Regions from separate parts of the Homo sapiens genome. Here regions 1 and 2 are each linked to region 3. Evidence: read pairs that join two places in POLR2A ChIA-PET (ENCODE). Cell type or tissue: OCI-LY7. All regions are shown on one strand. Links, peaks and the distances in the headings refer to the core of each region. The heading gives the core; the rest is flanking DNA.

Region 1 (6,614 bases), core at 930-5,929, 51 kb after region 3:
GAGTCACTGGTCACAACATATTAATTTGCTTTTCTTGAAACCCTTTGTAGTGAATCAAGATAGAAAGTCTGTCTATATTTGTAAACCTGTGTAACAGAGAGCCTTATTTCTCTTATGCTGAATGTGTTTTCCATTATTTGAAATGAATCAGCTAAAGAAAGCAAAGCACAGGAAGCTTTGCTCCTCTGTCAGCCTGGAGGTACTGGAGCAGGTGAGGTCATACGTCTCCTTTTTTATTTCCTTCATTTGACTGCCAGGAAAAATGGTCTGAAACCCAGCACAGGCTCTCAAAGAAAAGTAGGCCCAAACTGGATTCTCTAGAGCAGAAAGAAATGGTGAGATCACAGTTTCTACCTCCCCAAATAGGCAGCTGCCCCGCTGGCCGGCCCCACCTCAACTTCTGCTTTTGTATTTTTGGTTTTTCTTGGACTTTGTTTTCAAGAAACTAAATGTGATTGGTTTTTGTTCATCCATAATGGAGCTAAGTTTCTTTCTTCTCCATTTTTGCTGCTTATGTAGCAAATGTTTGGGATATCCTAGGTATTAGCTGATCCTTCTTCTTCATGTCAAGTTAATATTGCGTGCCTGGCTGAAATTGTACTGAAGTTTGAGACAGGGCCTGATAGCTCTGTTAATTAGAACTACAGCTTTAATTTTATGCACTCCTTAAAGATTTGGGGTGATTTAAGTAAACATTAATACAAATAATATTTTTCTATAGATTGCAGTTTCAACTTCAAAATAAGGATTTCCACAGAAGGACTTTGATCCTGAGATGTAATCAAAATTGCATGTTAGACTTCGAATGTTCTGCTGTTATGGGGTATATATCCTCTTGGCATTTTGTCTAACAAATATTTTAAGACATTCATATATTCTTTTATTTATTCATGGATTCATCAACAATACAAAGGGGAAAGGGAAGGGAAAGGCCCTTTGTTGAAGCCCGAGTTGCAGGCAGCGTGCCAGGCCCATACACTTCCTCCTGCATCTGGAATTTGTTGAGTCTCTTCCCAACTACTGGATGGATCAGATTATTTCAAATGGTTTTCTTTTACAAATAACATTGCTGACAAGGTTTTTGTGCAGATAACTTAGGTAACCACTATTGACATTCAACAGGGAAATATCCTCAGAAGTGAGGCTAGAAGACACGAGTAAGAGACATTTTATGACTTTTTTTTTTTTGTCCATAGCAAGATTTTCTATCAGAGAGAGTGTAATAACATACTCTGCCTCCAGCAGTCTCACAAACCAGCCAATGGTGGGCTCAGTCATTTTCAATTATTTTTGATAGTTTACTCATACATGTTAAGTATCCTAGATTTGCTGGAATTTTCATGTCAAACAGTAGCATAATTTTAAAACACTATCATCAATACAAGTGATGCTTATTATGCATCTGCTGAGTTCCTAACATGCCTTGCTCTTTTCATCCTCCCAGAAGTCCTGTGAGGTTGATAAGATTATTGGTCTCATTTTGCTGGAGAGCTAAATGCGGAGGCTCAAGTGGTCACACAACTGGCTAATAGCAGACTGAGGTTTGAAAGCAGAGTGCTTGCTTCAAAGACCCCACTCTTGGCACCTCTGCTGTTGTGCCTCATAATAATTGTAGCTTCATAATAAAATTCGGTGTGATTATTCTTTTATTATGTTAAAAATTTTCTTCTATTCTTGTCTATTAGCTGTCCTAGAGAGAAAGAGAAGGGTATTCTGAGTTAAGGCAAAGGCAAGAAGCAAAGGCTGCACGGGGAAAAGTGTGTTTGGGCATCACAAATAATCCTGTTTGGACGGCATGTGGGTCCTTGTGGGTGAAGATGGGTGAGGAACGAGGCCAGAAAGGTAGCTAGGCATTAGCTCTTAGAGAACGTTGATAGTCACAATAAGGACTTTAGGTTTCATTCTTTAAGCCATGGAGAGCCCTAGGAGGTTTTTGAACAAGGGAGACTTCTCACTTCTCTATGAGTCCCTGTTTTGTACTCTATAATGTCTCCATTATTAGGGACTATTGCCACAACCAGGTCAGAAGTGCCAGGCCTGCCCAGGCTGTGGTAGCAGTGATGAAGAGAAAGGACCTTACCTGAGAGGGCTCATGAAGTAAGAGGCAGAACTTACTATCTAGCTGGAAATGATCTTGAGTGAGAGGCAGGAGCCAGGATGTCTAGCCTGGGAGCAGGCTGTATCTTACCAAGGGGAGCATGCTTCCAGAGGAACGCAGATTCCACTTTGGATGTTCTGAGACTGAAGTGTGTGTGGATTTCCCTGGGTAGATATCTATGCTGTTGAGTACTTAATTCTAGAGAAGGATCAGATATCGAGATAGATTTACAAGTCATTTGTATCAAGGTGAGATAATGGTTATAATCCAGGGAAGAAGACCAATTAGAAAATCTAGAAAAAGATTTACATTTAAAGGACAAAGAAAAGAACAGGGAAAAGTCAGAAGGGTCAGAGACCGGCTAGAGGAGAACTAGGTGTGCACCATACAATGGAAGGCAAAGGGGGATGGAGTTTGAGGGATGTTGGCTGTTGGTATCAAAGTCTGCAGAGGTGGGACATATTCTTGGGCAGAATAAGGACTGAGAAGACACCTGTGAACTGAGTAGCTTGGAGAACATGATCAGTTATATCAGGGGTCAGCAAGCTTTTCTTAAAAGGCCGGATAGTAAATAGTTTTGGCTTTGAGGGCCATGATGTCTGTCACAACTACTCAACTCTGCTGTTGTACTGCAGAAGTAACAATAGATAGTAGTAAATGAACAGGCCTGGCTATGTTCCAACAAAACTTTATTTACAAAATGAGGGATGCACCAGATTTGTCCTTCAAGTCATAGTGTTTTGTTTTGTTTTTGACGGAGTCTTGCTCTGTTGCCCAGGCTGGAGTGCAGTGGCATGATCTCGGCTCACTGCAAGCTCCGCCTCCCAGGTTCATGCCATTCTCCTGCCTCAGCCTCCCGAGTAGCTGGGACTACAGGTGCCTGCCACCACGCCTGGCTAATTTTTTGTATTTTTAGTAGAGACAGGGTTTCACCGTGTTAGCCAGGATGGTCTCGATCTCCTGATCTCATGATCCGCCCACCTCGGCCTCCCAAAGTGCTGGGATTACAGGTGTGAGCCACCGCGCCCGGCCAAGTCATAGTTTTTTTTTTTTTTAACTCTGATCTATAGTATGTCTGTTTTCTTCAACCGGACTCAGAATGTAATTTTCCATAAATGGTTGTAGGATGTATTAGGCTAACTTGAAAATATAAAAGCGTTTGGTGATAAATTGTGATAAAATTTCTTTCATAATAATTTCTAGCTATTTAGAGTTAACTACACCTAGAGGCAGTGGATTTTGATGTATTTATGAATTTACTAACTTGAGCTGATTCTGTTGAATTTTCTAAGCGTGTGATTGTATAATCTGAATACAGTGATGCATTTATTTTTTCTTCTCCTAATTTGCCTCTTTTTCTGAGCTCTAATTCTAAGTTACAGAGAGGTGGTAGTTTCTTTTTTCTGCAGCCTTTCCCCCTCGCTAGGCTTGTTTGCTGGGATCTCAGTAGTTGTGGATTTCTCTTGGTGATTTCTTAGAGGCCTATTTGAGTTTGAAAGTTCAACTTTCAATTAGCAGGGAGGTTTGACAAACAGGATTTTTTTCTCTTTAAGTACCCAAGTCAGTTTAAAGTTTTCTTTTTAAAAATTTGATATATAATAATTGTACATATTTATGGGGTACATGTGATATTTTGGTACATGCATACAATGCGCAATGATCAGATTGGGTAATTAGAATATCCATCTCCTCAAAAAAGTTTTCTCCTTTGATTGGCTTTTTTCTTTTCCTTTCTTTTTTTTTTTTTTGAGACAGAGTCTTGCTCTGTTGCCCAGGCTGGAGTGCAGTGGCGTGATCTTGGCTCACTGCAAGCTCCACCTCCTGGGTTCACACCATTCTCCTACCTCAGCCTCCCGAGTAGCTGGGATTACAGGCGCCTGCCACCATACTCGGCTAATTTTTTTGTATTTTTAGTAGAGACGAGGTTTCACTGTGTTAGCCAGGATGGTCTCGATCTCCTGACCTCGTGATCTGCCCACCTTGGCCTCCCAAAGTGCTGGGATTACAGGTGTGAGCCACCGTGCCCAGCCTGATTGGCTTTTTTCTTAGAATCACGTCCAAACTTCATACCTGGGCCCCCATGTCCGTGTATGATCTGGTTCCTGCCAACCTCTGTAACTGTATCTTTGATTTTTCTTCCCCTCACTCCTTGTCTACAGTCAAGTCCCTGCCCTCATTGTGGTCCTGACACTTGCTGCATCCTCTGACTGGTGGACTTCTCTGAACCCTTCCCAAGGCTGGCCATCCTTTGGGTCTCAGCTCCAAGGCATTCCCTGAATCATCACTCTATGAAGGAAATTCCCTCAGTGTCTCTGGCACACAGCTCAGCTTGTTAGTGTCACAGTGTTTGTCACAATCCGAAATTATCTTATATGTAGGTTGTTGTCCGTCTTTACTGTCTATGTCCGTGCAGTAGAATGTAATATCTCTGAGGGCATGGACCTTGTCTTTGTTGCTCACAGGCGTCGTCTCCCGTGTCTAAAACTGTGCCTGGCATAGAGTAGGTGCTCAATCAGTATTTGTTGACTGAACAAAACAATTCTCCTTTCTTATGGTCAACATCAAGCATCTGTTCTAACCTAAGCCTTCTGTGCTGGATGTTCTCCAGTGGCACCTCCAAATCCCACTCTCACCCTTTTCCATCTGGCTCTGTCCCTGAGAAATTGAATTTTTTTTTTTTTTTTTTTTTTTTTTTTGAGAATGAGTCTTGTTCTGTTGCCCAGGCTGGAGTGCAGTGGCACAATCTCGGCTCACGCTAACCCCCGCCTCCTGGGTTCAAGCGATTCTCCTGCCTCAGCCTCCAGAGTAGCTAGGATTACAGGTGCGTGCCACCACGCCCAGCTAATTTTTGTATATTTAGTAGAGATGGGGTTTCACCATGTTGGTCAGGCTGATGTCGAACTCCTGACTTCAGGTGATCCACCCGCCTCGGCCTCCCAAAGTACTGGGATTACAGGCGTGAGCTACTGCGCCCAGCTGAGAAATTAAAATTTTGAACTGCGTTAATTGGCATTTCTCACTCTCTGGATTTTCTCTGGGACTGGCCAGGAGAAGCAGTGGCATTAAAGCTGAGAAGAAGACTAAGGTCAGGGCACCTATTCCGCCATGTTTCGCCTTGCAGAGTAAACTCAAGCTGTATCTTTCTCTTGACTGAAGGTCTCAGATCCTGCCAGGAGGCCGTCCCAGTCTTGGTCCTGCTCTGTCCCTTTTCCCTTCAGTTCTATGAGATCCAAGGGAAGGGGCAGAACCAGGTTGGGATATTGACTCCCTCAGGCTCCTTCTTGCCCGGAGGTTGGCAATAGCTGTGTTCCTCTCCTAAAGGCAACAGCTCCCGACAGGTGTCCCTCCTCAGCTCAGGGTCTCCGCTCATCAGGCCACAGTAGACCTGGGGTGGTAATGACACCCTGCAGTCATCAACCCTGGGGCTTTAGCCTATTCCGTGTTGATTTCTTTAAACTCTACCCCAACTTGGTAAGTAGTCCTTTTATGAATCTCTCAATTACTCCATTGGAGCTTCTCATCTCTTTTCTACTGGGATTCTCACCAATAATTTATTCATCTGTGAAATGGAAAAGTTGACTAACTGAAGTTTCTGATGGATCTGTGTTTCTCATGCAATTACTACTAATCCCTTTCGAACCAGTGACTGATTCTGACAAAATGTGTTGTAATTCTGAGTTGTGTAAAGATATACCTCCTGCCCTATGTGCACTTCAGTGTACCTGCCCTGTAAGATGATAACAGTTTGGACTGTGCCCTTCTCAGATAATTTTCAAACCATTTTGATGAAATTTTGCCCTAGGATTGAGGATAGGGTTGTGTTGTTTTCATGAATGATGTTTCTGTGTTCCTGAGGTTTAGTACATACATTGGAACTGAAATAAAGAGAGAGGCTTTCATCCTTAATTCTGTGGATATCCTCTTTCTAAATCATCTTGTGTTCAGTCAAATGCCCTCACTTCCCCAAATCCTGTGTGGATAAAGAATGATCCAAAACAAACCTGAATAGGACAATAGAGGATTCAGCTGACCCCCAGATCCCGTGTAGATTTCAGTGGTGAGCCCCAAACTTGCTTGACCGAGTAAGATTGAAAGAAGTTCTCATAGGATCACAGGATTTGGATGGCTCCTTAAAGTCTTCAGTTCCCTCCTTCATCAGATAGGTCAACGTGGGGTAGAGAAACTTTTCCAAGTCTTCCAAACACTGCTTAAACAGTTGCAAAGACAAGGAGCTAGCCCAGGAAGCTTTTAGGTTTTTCAAGATGGCCTGTTTGATTTTGACTGGATTTAGTACATTGTTTCTGACAATGGCTTACAAAGAAAGAGAGAGAGAGAGAGAGAGAGAGAGGGAGGGAGGGAAGGAAGGAGGGAGGGAAGGAAGGAAGGAAAAGAAGGAAGGAAGGAAGGAAAAGAGAGAGAGGAAGGAAGTTAGTTTAGCTCTCTGACCTCCTCTTCCATTTCTGCCACACCAGTTCTGTGACTCTTCCCTGGGCCTCAGGTTCCTAAATGGAACGCC
Region 2 (6,614 bases), core at 486-5,485, 85 kb after region 3:
GATGTCCTTGGTTTCCACTTCCTTCATGACCCCCGGCGCAGCCCTCTGGGATGTGTTGTAATGTGACAGAAAGTGGCTCTAACACCGCTTTCCACTCTCACTTAGGCCAGGAACACTCGCTCAGGAATCTCATGCTATGGGATGGGATAATGGCATCAGCTCAGGAGAGAGGAAAAGGCCTTCTCAGTACCCCTGAAATCCCACCACCCAAAGCATTGATGTCCCCATCCAGGTGTTCTCAGGATTAATCAGAAAACAAGTTTATAATGGGAAGAGGAATTCTCTTTGACCCAGTGAATACACATTAAACAGCCATCATGTGCCTGGCACTGGGAACAGGATGAAAACCCACAGCACCTGCCTCCCAAGGAAATGGAGGGCCACAGGAATGGGCCTGCCCTGCCTGTGGATAGGTATTATCATACTAATGTGAGATTAGTGGTGTTATTTTCTGGAAAGCTAAACCTGGATAACACTGCTATTGTTAGGCACACATCCATAACTACTTAGAAGAAAAATAGTATGCAAATGCCAAATATGAAGACGTGATAATACAAGGTAAAGTAAAATAATGGTGTTATAGAGGAGATAGTCATTTTAACGGGGAGATTTGGGGAGTCTTGAGGATGGGCAAGATTCTTTTTTCTTTAAGTAAAATGCAACTTCTGATTATGAAAGTAATACATATTCAGTGTCAAAAGAACAGAAAATTTTAAAAAGAGAAAAAGAATCATCTTCCACATCCATGATCCAAAGGTAACCTCTACCAGCAGTTTCCAATCCTACTTTAAAAACAATATTTTTATACAAATAAAAACCCATCTTTTTATTTAAAAAATACATTATAAAAATGCCTGTGGATCATTAAGGACTTTTTGAAAACAGGCTTTGTAATGGTTGAATGATATTCTATCATAAGGATGGGTTACAGTTTACACACAACTTGTTCCTAGAGTTGAGCATGCAGTTTATTTACATTTGTTTTCTCCAAAATACCAAATATATAAGCACATGTTCTCATCTCTGATTGTATCCTGAGGTGAAAAGTGGGTTCATGGGGTGGGCTGGGTACTATTTTCCCCTCAGGAATTGTGGCTGGGAGACTCCGAATCATATTGGGGGAACTTCTGGAACAGTCTTACAGAATTAGAAACAGACAGACCAGGGGTGAAACCGAAGGCAGCATTATAGGATTGCTGGGAACTCTGTTACTTTCTCTGGTTAATTATTTTGCTATTTTTTGGTGTTGTTTCTCCATACAAATTAGTCATAAGGACCTCCAATATGAAGATCTGTATTCGTTATATATGGCTAACAAATGACTTCAAAATTTAGTAGCTTAAAACAAAAGTATATTAGTTTGCTAAAGCTGCCATTACAAAATGCCACCGACCGTGTGGCTTAAGCAACAGAAATTTGTTTTCTCGCAGATCTGGAGGCTGGAAGTCCAAAGTCAAATCGTCATCAGGATTGGTTTCTCCCGAGGCCTCTCTTGTTGGTTTGCAGATGGCCACCCGCTTCCTGTGTCCTCATACGGCTTCTCCTCTGTACACATGATCCCTGGTTGTCTCTGTGTCCAAACCTCCTCTTAGAAGGAGACCAGTCAAATTGCGTTAGGACCCACCCTAACGACCTCATTTTAAATTAATCACCTCTTTAAAGGCCATCCCTCCAAATACAGTCACATGCTGAGGATTGCGGATTAGGACTTCAGCATATGAATTCTGACGGGACACAATTGAGCTCATAACAAGCAATAAACATTATTTTCTCACACAGTTACTATGAGTCAGAAATTTACGAGTCATTTAGCTAGCTACTTCTGGCTTGGGGTCTCAAAGATTGCAGCCAAGATGGCAGCTAGGGCTTCATTATCATCAGAACTTAGTATAGTATATATCCTATATTTCATTCTTTTCTTTTTTCTTTTTTTTCTTTTTTTTTTTTTTTTTTGAGACAGTCTCGCTCTGTCACCAGGCTGGAGTGCGTCCTTGTCGCGATCTGTGTTCACTGCAACCTCCGACTCCCTGGTTCAAGCGATTCTCCTGCCTCGCCTCCTGAGTAGCTGGGATTACAGGCACGCACCACCATGCCCAGCTAAGTTTTGTATTTTTAGTAGAGACGGAGTTTCACCATGTTGGCCAGGATGGTCTTGATCTCCTGACATTGTGATCCGCCTGCCTTGGCCTTCCAAAGTGCTGGGATTGCATGCATGAGACACCGCACCCAGCCTATACCCTATATTTCATTCTGCCTTTCAAACTACCAAGTTTTCTGTTGCCTTATGTTTTACAATATACTTTAACCTATATTTCCTCTCTTATCAGAGTCAGGAATGAAACAGTATCTTGTATTTTTATAAGATAAGAAGTTTGACACACTTTTATTTTTTAATCACCCATCCTTAGTTTTTATTAACATTAGAATTTTGGATTCAGAATATCATTGTTCTTTGGAAAATAATTTTTGGTAATATCATTCGGCTTTATAATCAAAATTACAATGTATTTTTAAGGCACATTTCTATTTTAAATTGGTTAATTACTCAGCATTTACCCTTTTATACATGACAGCTCCATTCTTTTTGAGACAGGGTCTTGCTCTGTGGCCCAAGCTGGAGTGCAGTGGTGTTATCTTTGCTCACTGCAACCTCCACCTCCCAGATTTAAGTGATTCTTCTATCTCAGCCTCCCAAGTAGCTGGGATTACCAAGCTCCGTTCTTTTTCTTTCTTTCTTTTTGAGACAGAGTCTCACTCTGTCACCCAGGCTGGAGTGCAGTGGCGTGATATCAGCTCACTGCAGCTCCCGCCTCCCGGGGTCAAGCGATTCTCCTGCCTCAGCCTCCTGAGTAGCTGGGACTACAGGTGCACGCCACCATACCCGGCTAATTTTTTGTATTTTTAGTAGAGATGGGGTTTCATCATGTAGGCCAGGCTGGTCTCGAACTCCTGACCTCACGATCAACCTGCCTTGGCCTCCCAAAGTGCTGGGATTATAGGCATGAGCCACCACGCCTGACTGACAGCTCCATTCTTAATGCCCTTTATTTGCTTCATTTATCGCTCTGTTGTAGTACATCTTCAAATAATTTTTTCAAGGATACATGAATCCTTGCATATCTGAGAATGTCTCTTTTTAATACATGAATGTTGAATTGCCTGGGTGTAAAATTCTAGAGGTAACATTTTTTTCTTTTAAAACACTGTACAGTGGAATCATTCTGATTCAGTTGCAAGGTTAAAAAATTAGCATAGAAGGCAAAAATCATGCATAGAAGTTAAAATCACTCTGAATTTAATTCCTTAAAATGTCCATCATACCAGGGCTGGGCCCTTGGAAACTCAAAAGCCTAGGATGATCTTCTATTTTTGCCTTTGACTGAAGTTCCCCTTTCTCTGAAGCAGAGAAGGCCAAACATCTGCTAGCAAAGCAAAAGTTTGAAATTGGATTCTTGTTAGGCAAAACATAAATTATTCTATGTAGTTATGTAGATTGGTCCCAAAGGCCCAGGCCTTGGAAGAAGTCTGTCTGCTTGAAAGGACCACCAAGCAAAGTCAACTAAGATTGAGCACCATGTGTTCTGAGAAGCTTTCCCTGATTCTGCAGCCCCTCCCCGCTAATAAAGCTTTGGTAGGTGCCCCTGTGCTTCCCTTTTCCATTCTGTGGTTGTCTCCGCATACGTTGCATTACAGTAAAGTAATGTGTTGAGCCTCCTTGGGACAGGGCTTTGGTCTGATTTGTCTTTAGTGTCTTTGGAAGATGAAGATGGGCCGGGTGCGGTGACTCATGCCTGTAATGCCAAGGAGGGAGGATGGCTTGAGGCCGGGAGTTCAAGACTAGCCTGGGCAACATTGGGAAACCCTGTCTCTACAAAAAATAAAAAAAGGGTTGGGTGTGGTGATGCCCTCCTGTGGTCCCGATACTTAGGAGGCTGAGGTGGGAGGATTACTTGAGCCTGAGATGTCGAGGCTGCAGTGAGCTATGATGGCACCACTCACTGCAGCCTGGGTGATATAGCAAGACTCTGTCTAAAAAAAAAAAAAAAAAAAGATGTTGATGATTGATTGGTTGAAAGTTTGTTAAACTAACAGGAAGATACAGTATTCTAGAAACACAATACTAACCAATTTCCTTGGGTTCTGTTATTGTCAGATAAACTTCTTAATTGTGCCAACGTTGTGACTTCAAAAACTGTACATTTCACATTGAAAAGAAAAAATCAACAGAGAACATTTCATCCCTAGGTGTTTCATGTCCTGTGCTAAGCGGGCCGGTGAGAAGCCCAAGGTAATATGCATCAATAAACCCACTTTGTTTCTAAAGCAAATGCTCTTGCTTTCTCAGAACACATCACCTCAGCCTTCCAGAGGAATAAAATAATGGTAAGTTTAATAAAATAATTAAATAACCAAATCCTTACTGATGGGGTCTTAGTGGTCAGAGAGTATTCCACATTTCTGTTATAATATCATAGCTTCACAGACCCTTTGTAGATTCTTGTGTCACAGACAATAGTCATTTACTCTAGGAAGCTTATCCTGTGAAATTCTATTTTCTCTTATTTATTTCCTTTTTTTTTTGTATTTTTTTGTTTTTTTGTTTTTTTTTTGAGACAGGGTTTCACTCTGTCACCCAGGCTGCAATGCAGTGGTGCAAACTCGGTTCACTGCAACCTCCACCTCCTGGGCTCAAGCCATCCTCCCACCTCAGCCTCTCAAGTAGCTGATATTACAGATATGCACCACCATGCCCGGCTACTTTTTTGTATTTTTGATAGAGAAAATACATTTTTGCTATGTTTCCCAGGCTGGTCTTGAATTCCTGAGCTCAGATGATCCACCCGCTTCAGCTTCCTAAAGTGCTGGGATTACAGGCTTGAGGCACCACACCCAGCATATTTCTTTAAACGTATAAAAGGGACTTTCAGTGAGAAAGAAAAATACATCCGGAGGATGTGCCATATTTTCCTTTTATTTTAATTACAAAATTACTTCATGTTTATTGTGGGAAAACATAGTAGTATAGATAAAAGGAAAATAAAAACACACTTTGTTACATTTCTTTCTAGACCAAAATTTGCTATGTCTCTCTTAAGAGTGAATTAAAAGAGCTTCCTGTCATTTATTTATCTTTTACAACTTCCTCTGCATAGTGGAGGTGGCACAACAAAGCCCGAAACATTCCTAGAATTTCATTTCCAGGCAGCTTAAACTAGGAAATTAGTGTCGGGGGTGTGCCAATTCTTTTCTGCACTAAAAAAAAATTTTAACAGTGTGTATGATTGGCACAAAATAAACTGCACAATTTGATAAATTTTGGCTTATGTATACAACTGTGAAACCATCACCACAATCAAAATGTAAACATATCACCCATTAAGGTTGTTTCTTCATTCCCCTGTAACCCCTTCCTTCCATCCCTCCCTGCTCCTCCCTATTCCCAGGAACTTTCTGTTTTCTGCACTACAGATTAGTTTGCATTTTTCAGAATTGTATATAAATGCAACCATACAGTATGGACCCTGTATCTATGTCAGTCAGGGTTCAACAAAAGAGAGTAGGGTGGGGGTAAAATATATGTATCAATCTGCTACAGGAAATTGGCTTTATGCAACTGTGGCAGCTGGTCAAGGAGTCTCTTTAAGGCTGTTTCCATGTCTGATGCTAGAGCTGGAAGTCTACTGGGCAAAAAGTCAAGACGATCACAAGTGGGCTGGCATGGGGAAGCATGAGCTGGAGCCTCACAAGGACAGGCTGAAACTCTTGTCCATTCTTGTTGCCTCTGATGTTGGTGATGAGGGTATCCTGCAGAAGCCAGGGCGCTTTGTCACAGAACTAAACACATACATGGTCCCAAAGTCAGAAAAACTGGTGAATCCAAGGGTAGGTAGTAGAGCAACTGTAGGCCCAGATGCTGCTTCAAAGTAGCTGCTGCCTTTTTCCCACCGTCTAAAGTCCCTTGTTGCTAACTCTGATAGGAAACATACAGGAAGTAGAATTCTTGGACAGTTTAGACTGGCCAAGTACAACATTACAAATCCATCACTTAAATCACAGACTTTTTTTTTTTTTTTTTTTCAGACAGGATCCGGCTCTGTTGCTCAGGATGGAGTGCAGTGGTGCAATCTCAGTTCGCTGCAACCTCCACCTCCTGGGCTCAAGAAATCCTCCCACCTCAGCCTCCTGAGTAGCTGGGATGACAGGTGCACACCACTCTGCCCGGATACTTTTTGTATTTTTTGTAGAGACAAGGGTCTCATTATGTTGCCCAGGCTGGATGACAGGTGCACACCACTATGCCCGGATACTTTTTGTATTTTTTGTAGAGACAAGGGTCTCATTATGTTGCCCAGGCTGGTCCTGAACTCCTGAGCTGAAGCAATCCACCTGCCTCGGCCTCTCAAAGTGCTAGGATTTCAGGCATGAGCCATTGTGCCGGCCCACATACTCTTTTTTTTTTTTTTTGTCCAGCTTCTTTTACTCAGCATAATGTTTTGAGATTCATCCATACTGTAGTGTATATTAATAGCTTATTCCTCTTATTGCTGAGTAGTATTCCACTTTGTGGATATACCATATTTGTATAACAGTTATCTTTGTTGTTGAACATTTGG
Region 3 (6,614 bases), core at 984-5,983:
CATCACGGGGTGCAGTTTTTCTCTGCTTCTCAGTTAGATAACTTGACAGAGTTTTATTTATTTATTTATTTATTTATTTATTTATTTATTTATTTATTTATATGTTTTAGAAAACTAAGAGGCCTAGGTAAATAACTGTGCCTTAAAGCCCTTCTTTCCAACCAGGAGTAGCAGCATGCTAGAAAAGAAAAGGGTGGGCCTGGGAAACTAGATTTGAATTTTGGTTTTGTCACTTTCTAGCTGTGTGGTCTTTCGAAAATCATTTGATTCCTCTGAGCTTCAGCCTCTTCACCTGTAAAATAATCAACCCACAGCATTACTCAGAAGATTTACAATAAAAGAGAAAACCTAGCACATTACGTTATGTAAGCGATACTTATAACAATGATGATAATGATAATAATCATCATCATAATAACAATTGAATGGTGGGCTCTCTGCTGCTGCATGTAGGTAGACATGGCTCTACTTCGTCATCAGAGAGGGTCTCTGTGGCCTGAAGCACTCGGCAGGCTCCTTGCCTTCCACATATTTCTATGTGTTGGGATGAGATTGTCTTCAATCCTTAAATATCAACTAGTAGAAGCCTAGTACAGCTTCACCTTGGAGGAGAAAAATATGTCGATTCAGCTCTACTCAGCAACTTTTTTAAAGTGGAGAGATTGAGAGAGAAAGAGAGAGTAATTGAAATAATGCCCACAGTTCTGACAGCCTCTTGATCAGCTGAAAGCCCACAAGTGCAGGTGGGGAGACATGAATTCGAGTTCTCTCAGTCTCTGTAGGGTGAGCAGCTTGTTGGTCCAGGTGTGATCCCAGTATTTAAATGTTTGTCTTTTTAGTGTAACATGGTAGTAAACTGAAGACAATTACTTCTTCTGGTGCACATCCTGATCCCTTTCAGGGCTGGAGTCTAACACAGCTGTGTTAGATTCACTGAGTGAATTTTATATGAGTGTTCAGGGCTGTATAAACAGACCATATATTCTGTATTTCATAGGTGATTCAAAGTGGGGGGACTTTTTGTTTGTTTAACTTTCATTTACTGCACATGAATAGTCATACAAAATAAGATGTTATTTTAACTGACTTCAAATTCAGCTGTTTATTTTTTCATTTTTGCTGTAGATATTTCAGTATGTATATTTAAAAGATAGAGACCCTTTAAAAATAGGCCGGGGCGCAGTGACTCACACCTGTAATCTCAGCACTTTGGGTGGCCAAGGCGGCCAAGGAGTTTGAGACCAGCCTGGCCAACATGATGAAACTCCGTTTCTACTAAAAACACAAAATTTAGCCAGGCATGGTGGGCGCCTGTAATCTCAGCTACTTAGGAAGCTGAGGCAGGGGAATCGCTTGAACCCAGGAGGCGGAGGTTGTAGTGAGCCAAGATCACGCCACTGCACACTCCAGCCTGAGCAGCAGAGTGAGACTCCCTCTCAAAAACAAAAAAAAAAGAGACCCTTTAAAAATAAAAACTACAAGATACTATTATCACATTCAAATAAGTAAGTAAGTAAGTATTCCTTAATACCAGATATGGAGTCAATATTCAATTTTCCTCAATTATTATATATATATGTGTGTATGTGTATATATTAGTGTTTGAGTGTATGTATATAGATATGGGTGTGTATAGTTTTAAAATAGTTTGTGTATTCAAATTAGGATCCAGATAAAATCCAAGTGCAATAGATTGATAAGACCTTTAAGATTGTTAAAATGGGCCAGGCATGGTGGCTCACGCCTGTAATCCCAGCACTTTGGGAGGCCTAGGAAGGCGGATCATGAGGTCAGGAGATTGAGACCATCCTGGCCAACATGGTGAAGCCCCGACTCTACTAAAAATCAAAAATTAGCTGGGTGTGGTGGCATGTACCTGTGGTCCCAGCTACTTGGGAGGCTGAGGCAGGAGAATTGCTTGGACCCGGGAGGTGGAGCTTGCAGTGAGCCAAGATTGCGCCACTGCACTCCAGCCTGGGTGACAGAGTGAGACACCATCTCAAAAAAAAAATAATAATAAAATAAAAAAAAAATAAAGAAATTGTTAAAATGCAGGCTGTGCATGGTGGCGGCTCACTCCTGTAATCCTAGCACTTTGGGAGGCTGAGGTGGGTGGATCACCTGAGGTCAGGAGTTCGAGACCAACCTGGCCAACATGGCGAGACCCCATCTCTACTAAACATACAAAAATTAGCCGGGTATGGTGGCTTATGCCTGTAATCCCAGCTACTGGGGAGGCTGAGGCAGGAGAATAGCTTGAGCCCGGGAGGCAGAGGCTGCAGTGAGCCGAGATTGTGCCACTGTGCTCCAGCTTGGGTGACAGATTGAGACTCTGTCTTGAGAAAAAAAAAAGATTGTTTAATAAATGCTTTTAATCAATAACTTCCCACGGGCGGGGACACTGATTTGAAATATAATCTTTGGGTGAGGTGTGTGGCTGCCCTGTCTCTGTATAGGTAGACACAGGCCCACAGGTGCAGTGGCCATATTATCGGTGCGTGTTTACTCCCATCGCATGTACCATTCCTCTCACAAACACCTGCTTCCTGATCATTTGTCTTTTTAAATAAAAATATGATATTTGAGATTCTTTTATTCTCTTTAAATATTTGAATACAGAGTCTATTTGAAGGACCAGTATATTGAATAGCAGTAATATTTGAAGGACTAGTCAGCTGTAGAAGCCTTGACTTCAGATCTTCACCCAAGAAACTCTGTGTATTTGCTTTTCCTGGGCCACTCAGATAGACAATTGTGTTTTTGATACAGTAAGAGTTTGCAGCTTAGCTTAACTAGAAATAATCCGGATCTTATTTTGGAATTAGGAAGAAACATGTTATGATGTAGAAAAGCCTGCTCTGTTACCTACATGATGGCATAGCTTTGTGCTTTTCATGCTTTGTGGCCTTGGAAGGGGGTAGATAGAGTGTAGGTGGTTAGGAGTTGTTTCCTGGCTAAAAATAGGAACAGCATACTGTGAGACAGGAGCTTCTTCTCTCACAAGCCTCTGTGCAAATAGCGGAGGGTTACGCATTTGCTGCAGGTGGTACTTAAGCTCCAAGAACTTACGGCACACCTGCTTGAGTGGATCATGGGTGAGCTGGAGAACCTGAAGTAGCAAAGGCAAGAAGGCAACGACGTTCCATCTGTGGAAGGACCTACCAACCAGGTATCTCTGGTGACAGGGCTCATCTCATAGGTGGCCCACTGTACATCATACCCTGATGTTTTCTTTGCATGACGTGCTATAGAATTCCAGGCTCATGCACACCTTTCTGCTCTCCTGTTTTGCAAATGTCTGCACTCTAGAGTCCTTCCTGTTGGCCACTACATACGTGTCCCCCGCTTCTTGCCCCTCTCTGCTTGGGTCCCTGCTACACTGGTATCCTGCACTTTCCACCTTGTATTGCCAGTTTGTTTCCAAGGCCATCTCCACTTTGAGCTTGTTCATGACCACCTCACACAGCACACTTGGTCTGTGTGGTGGTTTGAGGGGTTCTGTCTGTACACTGTGCTTTGGCTGTGTTGGAGGCGGGCAGGTGGGAAGGAAGAAATGTATTCTTGGGGAGATTTGTTTTTAGAGACATGAGACATGGAAAATAGTTAAGTAATAATATAATATGGGAGGCATGGACTATCAGAGGAGGCAGGCAGGACTGCCCAACCTCCTCACTGGGCACGTTACGCTACTTCCTCCTGACCTCTATAGTCCTTTGCATTTATCAAGCACTGTCATACGTGTTATCTCATGCAATGACCAGGGTGTCACCCCCTGTTTTGTAAGTGACAAAACTGTCACTCAGAGGGATGAAATGACATGCTAAAGGTCATCTAGTTAGTAATGGTGGAATCAGGGCTGGAGCCCAGTCTTCTAAGCCTAGTTCCTATTCTGCTCTTCATCATCTGTCTCAGGATGGTAAACTGAGGCCTGGAAAGGAGAAGGAACTCACCCAGCCTAAAGATTAAGGGTTTTATGCTGGCCACGGTGGCTCATGCCTCCCAACATTTTGAGAGGCTGAGGTGGGAGGATTGCTTGAGTCCAGGAGTTTGAGCCCAGCCTGGGCAACATAGTAAGACCCTGTCTTTACAAAAAATAAAAAAAAATAGCCAGGTGTGGTAGCACACACCAGTAGTCACGGCTACTCAGGAGGCTGAGGCGAGAGGATCACTTGAGCCTGCGAGATCGAGGCTGCAGTGAGCCGCAACGGAATCATTGCGCTCCAGCCTAGGACAGAGTGAGACTCTGTCTCAAAAAGAAAAAAAAAAAAAGATTTTAGACAGTGCTGACCATATTGAGACAATGCTGACTGGTGAGTGGGGACGGAGAAATAAAGAACTAACATTGTGCAGAACTGTGTTCTCAGCCAGTGCTATCTAATGGAAATAGAAAGCAAGCCACAAGTGTGGGCTGCATACGTAGTTTTCAGATTTGTAATAGACACATTAAAAAAGCAAAAAGAGGCCGGGCATGGTGGCTCGTGCCTATAATTCCAGCACTTTGGGAAGCTGAGGCAGGAGGATCACTTGAGCCCAGGAGTTAGAGACCAGCCTGGGCAACACCCTGTCTCTATTGTTATTTTTATAAAATTTAATTGTTTAAAAAATACGGGAAGTAAAAAGAAACAGATGAAATTAATTTAAACAACATAGAACTACACAGGGGTTAAGGGCACTAGCTCCCTGTGCAGTTGAAAGTCCATGTATATTTTCTGAAAGTAGACTCTGAAAAATAAGAAAAAGAAAGAAAATCCACGTATAACTTTTGACGGTCCCTAAACTTAATACGAATATCCTGTTAACCAGAAGCCTTACTGATAACATAAAAAACTGATGAACACATATTTTATATGTTATGTGTTTTATATACTGTATTCTTGTAATAAAGTAAGCTAGGGAAAAGAATGTTAGGAAAATCATAAGAAAGAGAAAATGTATTTATTATTTAGTAAGTGGAAGTGGATCCTCATAAAGGTCTTCATCCTCATCATCTTCACATTGAGCAGGCTGAGGAGGAGGAAGAGGAGGGATTGGGTTTGTTTCAGGAATGGCAGAGGTAGAAGGAGGGCGAGGGGGAGGCAGGAGAGACAGGCACACTTAGTGTAACTTTTATTGAAAAAATCTGCATATAAATGGAACTGTGCTGTTTAAGGATCAACTGTATTTTATTTAACTCAATATATTCAAAATACTCTTACTTTCTCATGTAATCAATATAAAATTACGAATCATACTTTCTACATTCCTTTTTCCATAAGAAATCTTCAGTGTGTATTTTTACACTTACAGCACGTCTCATCTGGCCTAGCCACATCTGGCTAGTGGCTGTTGCATTGTGGAGCCCAGTTCTAAGCATTTTACGTATATTATTTCATATAGTTCAATAATCACGTGAAAAGTTTATTACAGAACTATCTAATGGTTGAGGAAATGAAGCCCAGAGAGGTTAGGTAACTTGCCTGGGGGGCACGAAGCTGGAAAGCAACAGAACTGGATCCTGGCCTCTCCCTCCTCTTCCCACTGTGGCCAACTGCCAGCCGACCAGGAAGGGGGCCCGGGGGCAATGCAGGGGTATCTTATTTCCAAACCATTGTTAAACTTGCTCTTGTGGAGGCAGCTGGCCCTGGGGAAGTAAAGGGAATCCTCCTTTTTAAATGCATATGCGAAAGTTAAGGGAATCCTTTCACTAGGCGGTAAGCCTCTGTCTAGGGCCGTGGGACCATTAACACCACTCGCCTCGTAGAAGGTGTGTGTCATTCAAGGTGATAATGCATAGGAACAGCTCAGCTATGTCAGGGCCAGGCCATTATGGGTGCTGAATAAATGTGTTTCTGTCCCCTATGCTAAGGCAAGACATCCGGGGAAGAAGTAGGCCCGGATTTGTCGCCTTGAAGGAAGACTACTATAATCTCTTTTTTTTTTTTTTTTGAGACGGAGTCTCACTCCGTAGCCCAGACTGGAGTGCAGTGGCACGATCTCGGCTCACTGCAAGCTCCGCCTCCCTGGTTCAGGCCATTCTCCTGCCTCAGCCTCCCGAGTAGCTGGGACTACAGGAGTGCACCACTGCGCCTGGCTAATTTTGTATTTTTAGTAGAGATGGGGTTTCACCGTGTTAGCCAGGATGGTCTCGATCTCCTGACCTCATGATCCTCCCGTCTTGGCCTCCTAAAGCACTGGGATTACAGTCATGAGCCACCGTGTCCAGCCAAGACTACTATATTCTAATGGAGGGTAAGTGGAGTAGGAGGGCCATGTGCGTGCTCTGGGGGCAACAAACTTGGTGCTAAACTTGTTTTTCTTGTTTTACTCACAAACATTATGACAGCAGTAAAGATACACTTTTATTTATTTATATTTTTTTTAGAGACAGAGTCCTCCTCTGTTGCCCAGGCTGGAGTGGCTATTGTAGTTCACTGCAGCCTTGAACTTGTGGGCTTGGGATCCTCCTGTCTCAGCCTCCTGAGTAGCTGGGACTATAGGCGTGCACTATCACACTGAGCTATTTTAAGAACATTTTTGTAGAGTATGTTGGCCAGACGGATCTTGAACCTCTGGCCTCCAGCATTCTTCCTGCCTTGGCCTCTCAAAGTGATGGGATTCATAAGCATGAGTCATGG

What was found. Peaks named below come from ENCODE experiments on the same cell type or tissue, not always from the same donor. Only the 100,000 strongest peaks of a DNase experiment are listed, where the experiment ranks them.
Region 1: POLR2A ChIA-PET joins it to region 3 with 5 read pairs; 11 of 35 experiments call an interaction of 5 or more read pairs at or near these places.
Region 2: POLR2A ChIA-PET joins it to region 3 with 5 read pairs; 6 of 35 experiments call an interaction of 5 or more read pairs at or near these places.

What each region holds. Positions count from the first base shown.
Region 1 is chr3:187,044,115-187,050,728 of GRCh38, forward strand. The region is part of intron 4 of ST6GAL1 (ST6 beta-galactoside alpha-2,6-sialyltransferase 1); the gene reads left to right. Among named protein-coding and RNA genes, the nearest start is that of RPL39L, 92 kb to the right of the region's middle. RefSeq lists enhancers at 40-309, 420-529. In OCI-LY7, for the core only: no CTCF peak of the experiment used is centred there; no DNase peak of the experiment used is centred there; H3K4me3 peaks cover 262 bases; H3K27ac peaks cover 1,797 bases.
Region 2 is chr3:187,079,471-187,086,084 of GRCh38, forward strand. No RefSeq gene overlaps it. Among named protein-coding and RNA genes, the nearest start is that of RPL39L, 57 kb to the right of the region's middle. In OCI-LY7, for the core only: no CTCF peak of the experiment used is centred there; no DNase peak of the experiment used is centred there.
Region 3 is chr3:186,993,505-187,000,118 of GRCh38, forward strand. The region is part of intron 2 of ST6GAL1 (ST6 beta-galactoside alpha-2,6-sialyltransferase 1); the gene reads left to right. LOC124906314 (a long non-coding RNA gene) reads right to left here and starts at 1,448. Exons shown (of 3, transcript XR_007096208.1): 1 at 1-1,448. RefSeq lists silencers at 2,817-3,111, 3,743-3,822 and enhancers at 2,933-3,412, 4,173-4,282, 4,866-5,756, 5,757-6,614. In OCI-LY7, for the core only: no CTCF peak of the experiment used is centred there; DNase peaks (open chromatin) are centred at 3,017, 3,761, 4,167 and 5,827; H3K4me3 peaks cover 4,292 bases; H3K27ac peaks cover 5,000 bases.